Linked DNA regions of Homo sapiens: region 2 is linked to region 1. The links are chromatin contacts, found by Hi-C or POLR2A ChIA-PET in ENCODE. All regions are on one chromosome and are shown on one strand. Each heading gives the region's core, a stretch centred on a gene start or an enhancer-like site at or near the end of the contact. The rest is flanking DNA. Distances are from core to core; before and after follow the strand shown.

What was found. A loop is a pair of places that touch in the nucleus more often than their neighbours do. ChIA-PET counts read pairs that join two places held with the same protein, here RNA polymerase II (POLR2A). Pooled maps may share reads with other maps.
Region 2: a loop to region 1 is called in a pooled map, with 2.0 times the contacts of the local background. The contact joins the enhancer-like site here to the promoter of AOAH-IT1 in region 1. A Hi-C loop is called at or near these places in 2 of 168 maps with a recorded cell type or tissue (CD8-positive, alpha-beta T cell and naive thymus-derived CD4-positive, alpha-beta T cell) and 5 of 50 pooled maps. POLR2A ChIA-PET finds 5 or more read pairs at or near these places in 8 of 52 experiments (CD4-positive, alpha-beta T cell, CD4-positive, alpha-beta memory T cell, CD8-positive, alpha-beta T cell and 4 more).

Annotation. Positions count from the first base shown.
Region 1 is chr7:36,597,123-36,604,160 of GRCh38, forward strand. It overlaps AOAH-IT1 (AOAH intronic transcript 1), which reads right to left and starts at 2,998. Exons shown (of 3, transcript NR_046764.1): 1 at 2,621-2,998; 2 at 1,039-1,184; 3 at 712-760. The region is part of intron 11 of AOAH (acyloxyacyl hydrolase); the gene reads right to left.
Region 2 is chr7:36,633,236-36,640,273 of GRCh38, forward strand. AOAH (acyloxyacyl hydrolase) reads right to left here. Exons shown (of 21, transcript NM_001637.4): 5 at 4,616-4,675. Among named protein-coding and RNA genes, the nearest start is that of AOAH-IT1, 37 kb to the left of the region's middle. Within about 2 kb of position 4,361, at least 2 of the 41 ENCODE cell types and tissues checked have a DNase peak (open chromatin) inside an H3K27ac peak, as active enhancers do; they include CD8-positive, alpha-beta T cell, where a contact is called at or near this core.

The sequences.
Region 1 (7,038 bases), core at 1,748-4,247:
AGGAAGTATGGCGTCCTGGGATGCACCTGTATTAATGATGATTTATCCTCTTTAAAAACCAGAAACAACCCCATAGAAAGAAAGCTCCCAGTAAATCTCAGAGGACCATGCAGTCTCAGTGACAGGTACTTTGTCACCCCTTAGCATTCAGCACCCACCACTTTCTGCTCGAGACTCCACCATTACTGTGACTCAGCTATTATCTGTTTGAGTTTCTATTTCTCCTGCCACTACAAAGCAAAACTTTTCTCTGTGTTTTATCTTATTTTTCCCTACATCTTTCTGCTTACAATGTGTGTTTACTGTAGGATGAGAATATTCATTCTGCCAGACAAGACAAGAAAAACAAATAGAATGGATGAAACTCACAAGATATGTTTAGCAGAGATAGTGAGTAAGCAAGTGGCTTGCGAGATGCAGGCAGAATTTATGAGCTGTGTTGAGTCAGTAACCTGCAAAACACGTTGAAACTTACAAGAATGATATGGTTCTTTTCCACCCCACTCCCTCACCTTTTTCTCTGTCATCCGTGCAATGGCAACTCCAGACTTGGGAAACTGGATGAGGAACTAGGTTTCTGATTCTGTCTGGGACTGCTCTCCCTTTCACAGGAAGGAGTTAGACAAGAACTACGCAGGCATAGGCATACCCTCTGTAGCCTGGCACACTAAGGGAGGGGTAAATAATTCTGAAGTGTGCCAGCAAAGTAGAGAAAGGGCTTTGCTCTAGAAATCGGATGATCTGTCTTCTGCGTCTGGCTCTACAAATACAAAGAAGAAACACAAATCAAGAAAACTCCATGATTGGATCTGACACCACTGGAAATAAGTTCCATACCCCCGGCAACCCTCATTCTCGGTCAGGGGTGGGTGATGAACTTCTTGTCTTCAGTGGCGGAAGAGGGGATGTCGAGAGGAGGGGTAGGGTAGGTGGGAAAACGGCAGGCAATCCTGTCTTGGGAAGTGGGATCTCCATGTTGCTAACACTCTCCAAGCTCAGTTCTCTGTGGATTAATCTGAAGAAATGGGACTCAGCTACCTGGGAGATTCCTGGAATCCTTGCTGATATCTCAGAAACTAGTTAGTCTTGGAATCATCCCCATTAGGATTTCAGCTGGAGTGGACAGTGGCTGGTGCTGAATCACAACTGGGGCCAGGGTGAGTTTGTATTCCTCAGCGGGAGCCCTGGAAGGCCCAGGCAGACCAGGTCACTCGATGAACTTCAAAATATAGCAAACCTGTGCTTTCCTGGTTGAATGTTTTAGACTTCACTTCTGGTGTTAAGCCAAGGCTTTACTGTTATTAGTGTGCAAACTTGGGGAAGATGTATTTCAGTTTCAGTATCTCCAATGACTATAGAAATATCACCTTATTTACTTCAGCAAAACTGTGAGGAAGACCAAAAGACACAGTCAGAAGCAGGTTGACAAGTCAGAGCCCTACTATGTGAAGCATCATGTTTAGGGCAGACCACCTAGTGTCCCTTTCCAAGTGAACTGTCCCAGGTTTAAGAGGAGTGACATTTATTTGCCAGATAATAGAAAAGGTTTGAGCACACTAATAGAAGCCTTGGCATATTTTTTTTCCTTAGTAAATTTGGTAGATAAAAATGAAAAGTAGTGGCTATTAATAGCAAATGTTTTATAGACCCTAGCAAAAAGAGAATGTTTAAGTCCTATCACATTAAACACTAAAAGCCTTATTCACGCAACATTATATCCAAGATACTTCAGGCATTTGAGGCAGGAGGAATGCAAATTAAGATTTTCCTCATCAACTCCTGCTTATTCCTCTTGAGCATTTATGTTCTTAGGAAACTCGTTTTAAATGTACCTTAAATGTACATATGTGAAAAAGACTGAATATTTACCAAGAAAAATTTTCCAAACTTAAAGAGCGTGAGCAACCTAGTGAGTGTTAGATCACTACCGCATTGCTTCAAAATTTCTTCTGACCTTTATCAATGATAGATATTTATTTTTACAGCATAGTTGGCACATGTTTACTATTTTGTGTAATAGTTTCATTTAACGTTTCCCTGTGTGTGGGTATGTGTGTGTGTATTTCCATGCATCGAGAAAGCCCACTGGTTCCCATTTTTGATGGATATTTAGTAAATACAATAATTCGAATTTGGTAATATTTTAAGCCCTAATGTCAGCAAGCAATTGATGTTCTTAAAGCTTTGTTGTGTGGGAGAAAGAGAGTAATGACACCAATCCCTCATTCATCTGATTCTGCCAGTCTTCCAGCAAAGCAGGGAGTATCCTCAGTGCCTTTCCTTCACTGTTTACATTTGGGCTCTCTCCATCCTGCACTGCTGTGGACAATCTACACAGTATATTCCCTTTTCTATTACATGTACCTGCATTAGACCTGAATGGATTATTTTCAAACAGTACAAAGTCACTTGGAGGAATCTAAGTAACTGCTGTTGGAAAAAGATAAAAAATGTCATCACCAGTTAAATAAGCATTGTTTTATCCATTCCCCAGAATTAAAGTCTCAAAGCAGATGGGGGATTGTTACTTTACCAAAAAAAGAAAATAGCTCTTGGGTTGGTATTTTTAATAACGCTGGAGAGTTTCAAGGCCCGGGAATCAAAGACAAGGGCTACCTGCTTAGCGTTGGAACCATGGGTCTCCCAGTTCCGCTAGTTGGCTCCTCCTCCGTCTGTCCTGCAGTGGCGCTTGCAGAAGGTAAGCAGGGTTCCTCCTGCTTTCTGCCTCTCAGTCCCACCGTGCCACCACACTGCCTCCCATCTGCTCAGGTCCCCACCGCTCCCATTACCTTAGTGCCTTTCTTGTGGGAGCACCACATTATGCAACTTTCAGAGCCTTCCTTGGCTTTCACACACACTTTCCTGCCAGACTCCCATTTCTGTAGCCTCTGCTGCATGAATCTGTCCTACAAATAAATGTCTAACCTACTCATGATGCTTGGATGTGCTGTTTCCCAGATAACTTGCATTAAGCGAGAGTGGGGAAGAGAACTAATGCGGGGTTCCCCTTATGTGCCAGGCACTGAGACAGGAAAAACTTGCACAAATTGTTCAATTCAATTACACAACTCTGTGAGGCAGCCTTCCTCCCTCCTCTCCTCCCTCTCTCCCTTCTACAAACACTTTAGAGCAACTACCATGTATCAGATTGGATATTCCCTCTAATAAAGAACAAGTATTCACACCTCAGACAAACAGCAGCAAATTAAATGACCAACCCTTAACCCAGTGAGAGGCTCTGGGAGGGCCCCTCTTATGATGAGCACCTTCCCTTGTTGATTCAGGCCCCTGGAGGACTTCTGTGTTTTCTGTTGTTGAAAGAATCCCTTATGCAAGGCAGCGCAGGGCCCAGGACTGCTCTGGTCTGAACTCAGATATGTCTGGCCTGACATATCCCGGGGAAAGGCCCCCGGGAGACGGCGCACACCACTGCTTGGGATGACTTGCCAAGGTCATAGATCTGGTAAATAGTAGGGCTGGGATTTGAGCCCAGGTTCTGGTGGAACAAGAAAGGGAGAGGTGTAGAGCAGGCCGGGTCAGCACCATCCTCAGCTTCCCATAGCCCACTTGTATCTGGTCCTTGCTTTGCCCCCAAGCTGCCAAATCCCATAAAATCACAAAATGGGCCAAGCTGGGCTAGATAGTCCTTGAACGTGAGGCTTCCTGGTTGCCTGTTTAGGGGGCAGTCTCCCAGATACTGCTTTGGGTGAAAAGTTCTGAAGTCCACAGATGATTTGAGAGCTGCCGCCATCTTTTCCTTCTCTCTTTCTCTTGTATGGAGACCGTGTCTAATTTATGAAGAGTGCAGAATGAATATTTTGGGGAAAAATACTGAAACCATATGTGACCCTACACAGAAACCCCCACACACCCTACTCTTCTGCACCCAGGGCCTGTCTGGCCTGACATACCCAGGGGAAAGGCCCCCGGGAGATGGCGCACACCACTGCTCTGGAGGTCTGCCTTCCAGTGGGGTCTGGCAGAGGAAGTTCTGGGAGAATAGAGAGAGGATATATCATCTGGTTTCTGCCTCTGTCATCTCAGGCTTAACTAGATTAGGTAGCACAGTTCTCATAAACTAAGGCTTTAATATAGACAACTTCAAGAAAGTAATTTAACTCTGTGCATTTGATTTGTAAACCTTATAATCTCCCGTGTGTGAGATGAGTCTCATATTGAGGGAAAGTCCCTGTGGCCCTATGATTCATTATACACACAGAGGCACACAGAGGAAAAGAGGGAGGGAGAGGGGGGAAGGGGAGGGAGAGAGAGAGAAACATCAGGCACCAGACTGTGCTGGGCACTCTGTTGGACTCCATACCAGGCAGCTGTGGGCTCCTTCTTCATGGGACTCACCGTCTAGAGGAGCACAGACAATAAACACTTCCCATCTGGGTAACCTGGAAGTCTTTCCTTAATCCTTCTGTGCTTCAGTTTCATTACCAATAAAAATAGCTTAATAATAGTACCTATCTCATTGGGTGGTTGAGAGAATTAAAAAAGATAATCTATGCATGACGTTTAGACTTGTAAGAGCTCAATAAATGTTAGTAGCATTAAGGGCAGTCCAGAGTACTGTGTCAGCACATAGAAGGGACATCTGCCCCACATGTGGGGCTTTCAAGAAAGGAGTCTTGAAGGAAGTCTTATCTAACGTGTGAGTCCTGGAAGGCTAGGAAGAGAGAACCAAGCACAGAGGGGCCAGGGGGAAATAGTTCCAGTATTGCTAACACCGCATGCAAAACCTCAGGGCTAAATTCATCATATCATATCCAAAGGAGACCAACAAACACCAAGTATTACAGTTACACATTTTCATGTAACAGGTAATCCCCAAATTTAGTGACTTAAAATGTACTACACACCAGCAGATCAGTAGCAATAACTACTCAGCACCTGGTACGATGCTTATTCGATGCACATTCAACTTCAGCGAAATAAGTCACTTTCAGGGAAAAAGTAGAGCCTTTCCTCTTTGACCCTCTGCCAGTACAAAAGCTTATGGGGGCAGTGAATAAACAATCAAATAAAAAATTCTAGCAAAATATGACAAGTAAATACAAAGAGGACAAAATGGCAAATAACACTCCATGTTTCATCATTTTGCTTGAATGCAGCTCTTTTTATTTATTTATTTTTACCTTGTCAGCTCCTCTTAGTTTCTTTCTTTTCCTTTTCTATTATTTATTACTTAAGCTCTAACCCTATGATTTATTTATTCAATGAATGAGTCGAGGGATGCATTTCTCTCACTGCCGCATACCAAATGAGAACGCATTGTACAGTTAAACTCTTTCTACTGAATTCCCTTCCTTCCATTGTTTTTTTTTTTTTTCATCCCCTAGGGTGATTGAACTTTTTTTTAGATACATAAAAGCAAGAAAACAAGAGTATAAAATATCCTCCTCATATGCAGAGATAACCACAAATCAATTCTTTTCTAAGGCCATTGAAACAAATTCTTCCACAAACAGAAAAAAAAAAATTCCTCCAAGGGCCTGAAATGAGCACGAAGAGGTACACGTCCTCAAAGCTGACTCTTCTGATACCTTTGATTCTGTAAAAGTTTAGTCATTTCTACAACAGCCAGACTGCAATTTGTCTGGGATGTGGGTAGTTTTTCTTTTTTGGGGGTAATAACTGGAATTTGATACCAGAAGAAGTCCAAGGTCAAGTTACAGAGGGGAAAGTGGAGAAGACCTCACTGGGGCCACCTGCTCACCAGGACTGACCTGGGCTCTTGTTCCCCATGACCGTGATCATAAATGATGATCTCATTTTCTTTCTCTCCGCTCTTTCACTTTATACCAAGAGGCTGTCCCAAAACCTTGCCATTCCACCCCTCTGGGCATACACATCTGCTGGCCCTGGGTGACTGCAGCAACCTCTGGCCAGGGGCCCTGCTTCCTCACTCTCTTCCTACATCTTCAGTAGTGTTTCCCAGAATCTCACAGGGAGCTTCTTTAAAGTACAGATCCTGATTGGGTAGGTTTGTGGTGGGGCCCTAGTATCTCATTTTGAATAAGTGCCCTACCTGACTGCAATGACTGGCCATGTAGGGAAACCCTAATCTGCAGGCTACTGTAGCTATTCAATGTCATCCTCCACCACAAGGAACCTCCATGTCCCCAACCTCTCCTGACAGCCCTCCTCTCCCACCCCCGTCAACAATCTGGGTCCCCTGAACCTACCCCTATCCCCGCAGACCTCCAGGTCTCACCACAAGCTCTTCCTCCAGCTCCACTGTCTTGACTGCTCAGTTGCTAATCAACAGACAAGGGTTGGTTACATCTGGACTTCCTCTCAGAGCCTTCCTCGCCTGCCCCGGCCTTTCTCTCTTAGGTGTCCTCTTCTAGGTCTCATGGTAGCTTGTGCATGCCTAGCTGACTGCACCTAACCCTCTAGCACTAGGGCAGAGGCTGGCAAACTTTTTCTGTAAAGGAATAGACAGTAAATATTTCAGGTTTGCAGGCCGTTTGGTCTCTGTTGTGACTGCTCAGTTCTGCTGTTGTCATAGACAATATGTAAGTGAACGGGCATCGCTGTGTTCCAATGAAACTTAGTTTACAAAAGCAGGGAGGGCAGTGTCTGACCCAAGGGCCATAGTTTTCTGACCTCTACTCTAGGATCCAACAGACTTAGTTTGTATCTGGGCTCCATGTTTAACCTTTTGTCAGTTAGCTAAACTTGCTAAGTCTCAGTTTCTTTATCTATAAAATACATATAATAGCAGAGTCATTTCAGTATTGTCTTAGTCCATTTCCTGCTATAGTCCATATTCTGCTATATTTTCTCTGTCTATATTCTGCTATAGCAAGATACCTTATAGTGTAATTTATAAACAACAGAAATTTATTGTTCACTGTTCATGGAGACTGGGAAGTTCAAGATCAAGGTGCTGGCAAATTTGGGTCTGGTGAAGGCCTCTGCTTCGTAAATGGTGCCTTGTTGCTGGATTCTCACATGGGGGCAAGGGAGCTCTTTTATAAGAGTACCAATCCCAGCCATGAGGATGGAGCCCTGATGACTTAATCCCTT
Region 2 (7,038 bases), core at 3,111-5,610, 37 kb after region 1:
TCAGGGCTGCTGAATTGAAAACCCTGGGGTGGGTCGTGGCAGCCTATGTCTTCGTAGCCCTCCAAGTCATTCTGGTGCCCACTAAGGCTTGACAACCACTGCTCTAGGTCTGTGTCACTCAACGTGTGATCACAGATGAGGAGTATTGATGCCACCTGGGAGCTTTCAGAGATGCAGAGTCTTGGGCCCTGCTGCAGACCTACAAAATCAGAATCTGCATTTTAACAACGTCCCCAGGATGCACACTAAAGCTGAAGTAGCCTGGCTCCCGGAAGAGGGAGTGCCCGAGCAGTGCTGTGGAGGTATGAGAAAGCTTGGTGTCTTAGAGGAATGCCAAACATTCCCACCTGGAGGGAGAATCGGAATGGCAGAATGCAGTGAACCATGGAAGGAAGGAGACAGGACGGGGAGCAGGGGCCTGGAGTGCAGCACTACATGTTACCCTGAGGACTGTGGGGAAGCCGTGGAGGTGTCAGGCAGAGGAATCACATTTGCGTTTCGGAAAGATGTCTCTAGGCGTGGGAAGATGGCCTGGAGAAGGATCATTTGAGATAAGAGACCCCAAGGCCCTATCTCAGGGTTTCAAACCTCGGTGCTATTGCCATGTTGAGCCGATAATAATTCAGTCTTTGCTGTGCGGGCTGCCCTGTGCACTGTGAGATGCTGGGCAGCATCTCTGGCCTGTGACCCCCAGATGCCCGCCGCACAAATCTGCCTCCAGACATTGCCAAATCTGCCTCCAGACACTGCCAAATGTCCCCAGGGTGGGAGCAAGGGGCAATATTGCCACGAGTTGGGAAGCACTGATGGGAAACAGGGCGGAGGAGGGTGATGGTGTGAAGAAGGGGTGGTTAGAAGGGTGACTCCAGAGACTTAGTAGCTGACTAAGATCAGGATTGTGGACACACTGCAAAACAAGCATCAGCATAAGCTTCTACTAAGGTAGGAGACCACTCCTCATATTGTCTTATGTCCAATTTCTGCCTCCAAAGAAAGAAACAGTAAAACCTCGAAGGCAGAAATGAAATCCACAAGCAGACAGCTCGGCGCCACACCCTGGGCCTGGTAGTTAAAGATTGACCCCTGACCTAATCGGTTATGTTATCTATAGATTACAGACATTATATAGAAAAACACTGTGAAAATCCCTATCCTGTTTTGTTCCAATCTAATTACCGGTGCATGCAGCCCCCAGTCACGTACCCCCTGCTTGCTCAATCAATCACGACCCTCTCACGCGCATCACTTTAGAGTTGTGAGCCCTTAAAAGGGACAGGAATTGCTCACTCGGGGAGCTCGGCTCTTGAGACAGGAGTCTTGCCGATGCCCCTGGCCGAATAAATCCCTTCCTTCTTTAACTCGGTGTCTGAGGAGTTTTGTTTGCGGCTTGTCCTGCTACACTACAACATTGACAGCACTTCGGAAATACAGACACTATCTGAGATCCAGAGTCCAAAGTCAGGTTGCATTTGAATGTTTGAGGTACTTTTAATATTCAGTTTAGTCTGAAGGCCTTGGTCTAATTCTCCTAACAACAGTCTAGATTTTAACACTGGTAATAGCAAACTATTAAAAATTGATATGAACAGTTTTATAATTACTAGACAAAAGGTGCAATAGAATACTATTATATAATTGCACAGCTGTTTGCTGTCAAAATTCAGCCTGATGGCTGCAGCTGTCTTTGCCATTCATTGTGTAGAAATTGGGGTTAAGTGGGTGGCAGATGATATAGGGGCCCCTAGAATTCCTCCTGGTTAGACTGAGGTTTTGATTATCTGGTCTTTTCATTACATAGTATGGGAAAGACCACCCTTCTCTTACAAAGAGAACTGAGATGGGCCCCGAGCAACATTGTATGAGTCTTGCTTGCCTATTTGCCAGCCTCCTCCTTTCAATTTGAACTTTGCTAGATAGAGACAAAATGTGGGCTGTTATTAACTCAGCAATACATTTAAAATATTGCAACTGGCTGCATCTAATCCCATCTAAAATGAGAGTCTCAAATCAGGGCTGTCCCTGGGGACAGGAGTCATGCAGCATCTTTGCTTTGCAATCTATTTAACCGGCTTCCTGAGCTTCCCCATGCACCAGGATGTCAAATGAATGCAGAACAACAAACGGGTTGAATAAAGAAAAATGGGCTGAATGGGGTAAATGGAAGGTCAAAGTGGGACAGTCATCACTCTTCTGTACACAGCCAGGCTGAAACTGAATTTCTGTGTGGCAAAGTGCTTTTCAACCCTTGTCGTGTATTATATTACCTGGGTTTAATTGGTCTAGGGTGGGGTTTGGATCTCGGCAATTTTTATAGGCTTCCCAGATGATTCTATTGAGCGGGTGGGTTTGTGATCAGGGCTGTCATTTGTAACTGCACAGGTTGTCCACTGTACGATCCCAATATCCGCATAGCCTGTGACGTAAATGGTGCTCCCCAAAGTTTAGTACTAAGGAGGCCTTGTTGAAAGCTACTGGCCTAGTAGAAAGGGTACTGAACGTGGAGATAGCTAGCTCTGGATTTAAACGTGGGGTTTCTCACCTACTAGCTATGTGGGGTGAGCACATAACTTAACCTACCCGAGACTCAGTCCTCTCATCTATAAAATGGGGCTGATGACAAAAATACTCTATCTATTTGAGAATGAAATGATTCCATAACTCAGGTGCTCTTAGATGCTCGATGCTCTGCCAAATCCATGAAATGTTCCCTCTAGGATCCTCTCATGGCCTCATTGAGATCCAGGCTTTATCTGGAATGTTTGATCTCCTTCAATAATGCATAACTGTTTTCAAGTCTGAATTCTCACCAACCGATAGGCTGTGCTGAAATGATATGGAACCTACTGAGTGCAGCTTTCTGTACCCTGGCCAGGTCTGAAGTTATATCAGCCATCACAGTGGAATTATTAATTACTCTCCGAGCAGTTTTTTCAGACACACTTATTTGCATTTTCTGTTTATTTTTGCCTTGATAGCTGTAATCTGGAGAGCAAATAAATTGGTGGAGGTTTCAGAAGAGTATTTTTATTGTTGAATTGTTCAGTAGAATTTTTTTTTTCACTTCTCGCGAGTAATTGTTGGAATCCTGCCCCGTGAATTATGCTTGCAATTCTGGTGACAGAAGTAAAAAATTGTAAAATCCTAATTAGGAGTTAATGCCAAGGCAGTTTTTGCTACTGAAGTAAACAATGCCTGGAGAATACGTTTTTAGGGGTGTGTGGAGAAGAATAAAATACCAATTGTATTGTTCTCCATTTCTGCTCAGAGTTCTGAAGGGGGTGGTCAAGAGTTTCCTGTGGTCTTTTAATATCTTATTCAACAACTTAAGCAAATTAGCTCAACGGGCTACTGTTGGCCCTTAATTATTCACTGAATTAAATAATGATTGTCAATGCAGACATTGTGATTGATTAATCAGTTATGTAGAAATGCCTACATATTGCCTGTCACTTAACATGTATTTATTGGCCTTGTTCATAAAAACCCATAGGCCCTCCATGAGCAGAGTTGCCAGATAAAATATTACACTAGATATACTAAAACACTATTCGTTGTTTATCTGAAATTCAAATTTAACTGGGCATCCCATATTTTTACTTGCGAAATCTGGCAAGCCTAGCCATGAGGGATTTTCCTCCCTTTTATTTCTATGTTGCCAAATGAATAATACCTCAAATGTAGTGTATCAAGGTGAATGATGAGCTAGCCAGCAGGGAGAAGCCAAGGACGAGGTCTTTGCCCTCCCATTGCCCATTGCTGATGGATGCTTCCTTACTGCCAGTATCTTTGGCATTGAGGATAATGTCGTGCTTTAAAGATCTACTTTTCTGCTTCCTTTTCAAATGGGCTGATTTGCAACCAGGGCCTAAGTCAAATACGTAAGCCTGCGAGAACTGATCTGAAATAAATATTCTATCTGTTGAACGAGAGTGTTATTACACAGAGGACAAATTAAGGAAACATGAATAAAAATTATGATAACTAACTCACATTTATCGAGGACTTGGTAAGTCCTAGCCAAGATCCCAGATGCTCTCTGCACTCTCAACTCTATCAGTACTGACACTGGAGGACGCTATTATCATCCTTGTCTTACAGACAAGAAAACTGGGGCTCAGTGAAGTTGAGCACCGTGCTTAAGGTCACATTTTTAGAAAGTGGAGAAGCAGGAGGATACAGCCTCCTCCAAGACGGTCTACTGGAAAGCAGCAGTTCTCAACTGGGGGTGATTTTGCCTTCCAGGGGACATTTGGCAATGCTGGGAGGCATTGTTGGTTGTTGTGACTGGGGAGGGGTGGATGGTGGTGCTGCTGGCATCTAGTAGGTAGAAGCCAGGGTTGCTGCTGAACACCCTACAAAGCCCAGGACAGCCTGCACAACAAAGGATTATTCTGCCCCAGGTGTCAGCAGTGCTGAGGCTGAAAAACCACACTGTAGTGAGAAGGCAGGAAACACAAGTGGAAGCAGTTCACATTCCTACTTCCATCCCCACGTAGCTATGGCATGTTGCAGGCTTATATCCGGAGTAGTCCTTGCCTTTGGGATGTGAAAGCCGGGGCCAGTGAGAGAGGACATGCCAAGGAAAAGGCTGGCGTTCTACGTGCTTAGTGCTTACCAGAATCGGGGACTTCTTGACAATTTGTCTTGCCTTCTGTAGTGTAAATTTCCATGTCTCCTATAAAAACAAAGTTAGAGAACATTACAACTCATGTTTTATCTTTTCTTCCTACATCTTTTCTAAAATTAGGATATTTAAAGTCCATAAGTTTTCAATAAATGAACCACTCCATAAATTTGTAATAAAATAATTCACAAGAAGGCAATTTCACATTAATAGCTCTTTTTATTTTGGGCTTTGCTTTGTGTCAGATGCAGTGCTAAGCACTTTGGAAACATTATCTTATTTACTCTTCAAACAGCCCTGTGAGATACGACCATTTCATAGACGAGGAAACCGAGATGCAGAAAAGCTAAGAGATCTCATAGGGTCTGGCAGAGAGGCAATCTGAACCTCTGCTTCCTGACCCTTCTGCTACGCTGATCTCCATAAGCAACTTATCCTGGTGTCTAAAACCCCCCAGCAGGAGGCTGTCAACAGCCTACTTGAGTGCCTTGTGCTTTGGCAGTGAAGAATGGCTGATTGTTGCTGTGCAAGCTAACACCTCATCTCTCAGTCACCTCCTCTTCCCCTGGTTGGAGATCTCCTGTCCTCTTTCAACCATTTTGAGAGCATCTAAGTGCATCTTCCAAGGGTACACACATTGCGAATATAAAGAGTTAGCTCATTACTACCAGTAATGATTGCTGTGAAACTCCAAAGAACACTGTGTTTGTCTATTTGTGGAGGGGTGGGAGAAGAGTAACCCTGGGCTGGGTGGGGAGGAGGAGGGTTTTCTCTCATCACTACTTCCCAGAGCTTTCAAACCCAACTGAATGTGCATGTCCTGGCCCTGCCAAATCCCTCCTGGGCCTGCTACCTGTACAGCCCTGAAGTAATCTGCTCAACAATTGGAAAGCTCTGTCTGCTGGCTGCTAAGAGTGCGTGTTGATGACTCAAGAGGAAAAGATGCTCTTCAGGTGGGTTTGGTTGCCAGGATGCCCTGCTACGGTGTATGTTTCTTAAAATATTGAAAGACTACTGTGCCAGTTGGTGAACAGCTGTGTCCCTAAGCCCCTGAGAGTCCTCCACTCTTGCTCTGACCACCCAGCCTCTTCCTTGGACTCTCCCAGGCCTCCTTGTGATCCGTCAACTATGGGGCCACTGTGATAGTCCCACCCAGTGGGCATCTGCAGGCTGTGCTCCAACTGCACCCAGTATCCATTCTGATTAGTTGGCAGTAGGCCAAAAGAGCTGATCCCAATCTTCACTTTTAAAACATGACATCTTTAATACAAAAGCTGCTTAGAGAATGACCCCATTCAAAAACTGACCTCATTAAATGCACTTTTGGCCTTTTCTGGAAATTCTAGCAAACCCTAAAATTCTCCTATTGTATAAATTAAGATTCTCTGGCATAGTCAGTGTAACAGACACCAGATTTTCATGCAAACTATTCTTATGGTGACTTTGTGGCTACTTTTATCAGCAAAGAGCTCATTCCCCACATTTTAAAATGTGAAGGTGGTAGTCCTCTGCCTCAATCATGTGCCCCTGCTTCTCTGTCTCAGAAATAGTCCTTTGCATTCTCAGGCCCAGTTTAAAATCTTCAGAGCCTCGCACAGTCCTTGAGGCATAGTAGGTGCTCAGTAAACATGGAAATAAAAGCAAAAGAAAATAGTTACGATATTATGTTAAACGAGGAAAATAGGCTACCAGATTTTATGCACATAGGAAAAAACCTTGCAAAGGAATATGTTATAATAATGATGGGTGATAACTTTTTCCTTTTTGCCTTTTTCTGGTTTTCTAAATTTTAAACAATGAATACCAATTCAGTAATAAATGCTTTCAAAAAAGAGCTCAATCCATGTTGTCTTGTTTCTTGTTGAAGAAAATGATGTGCTCCGTGCACTGATATGCAAGTGAAGGCCCTGGGGATCTGGTGGTGAACCCCACGGTGAATGACATAGACATCCCTTCCCTCCCAGAGCTTTCTCCCTGGCAAGGGGACTGACCTCGAGCAAGTACAGTAAACAGAAATAAGATGAAGCAGAGAGAGGGCTGAATCCCTTTGAGAGAACCAATCTCATTTTAACCAAGCTCGGTTCTCTGGGGCTCAATGTTTGTTGGGAGGTAATGACAAGCTATGAAAACAGGATGTGGCAAGTGCTGCAGCAGAGGCTGTGCTGAGGCGGGATGGGTGGCTTGTGTGTCCTCCCGGGAGGTCTAGGGTGGGTTCATCTGGATGTGGCTGGGTTTCCGATATTGGTGCACATGGGGGTGGCAGCAGGAAGCCAGGGCCGGGGCTGCAGGGAAATGCACCAGCTTTTGCCAAGGAGGGGGAGTCGAAGCGTCCAAGAGTGGGAACAGAGTCCTGATCCCAGATGGACATCCAGACTCACCCATTTACTCAGCACCCACTTCCAAATTCCAGTCAC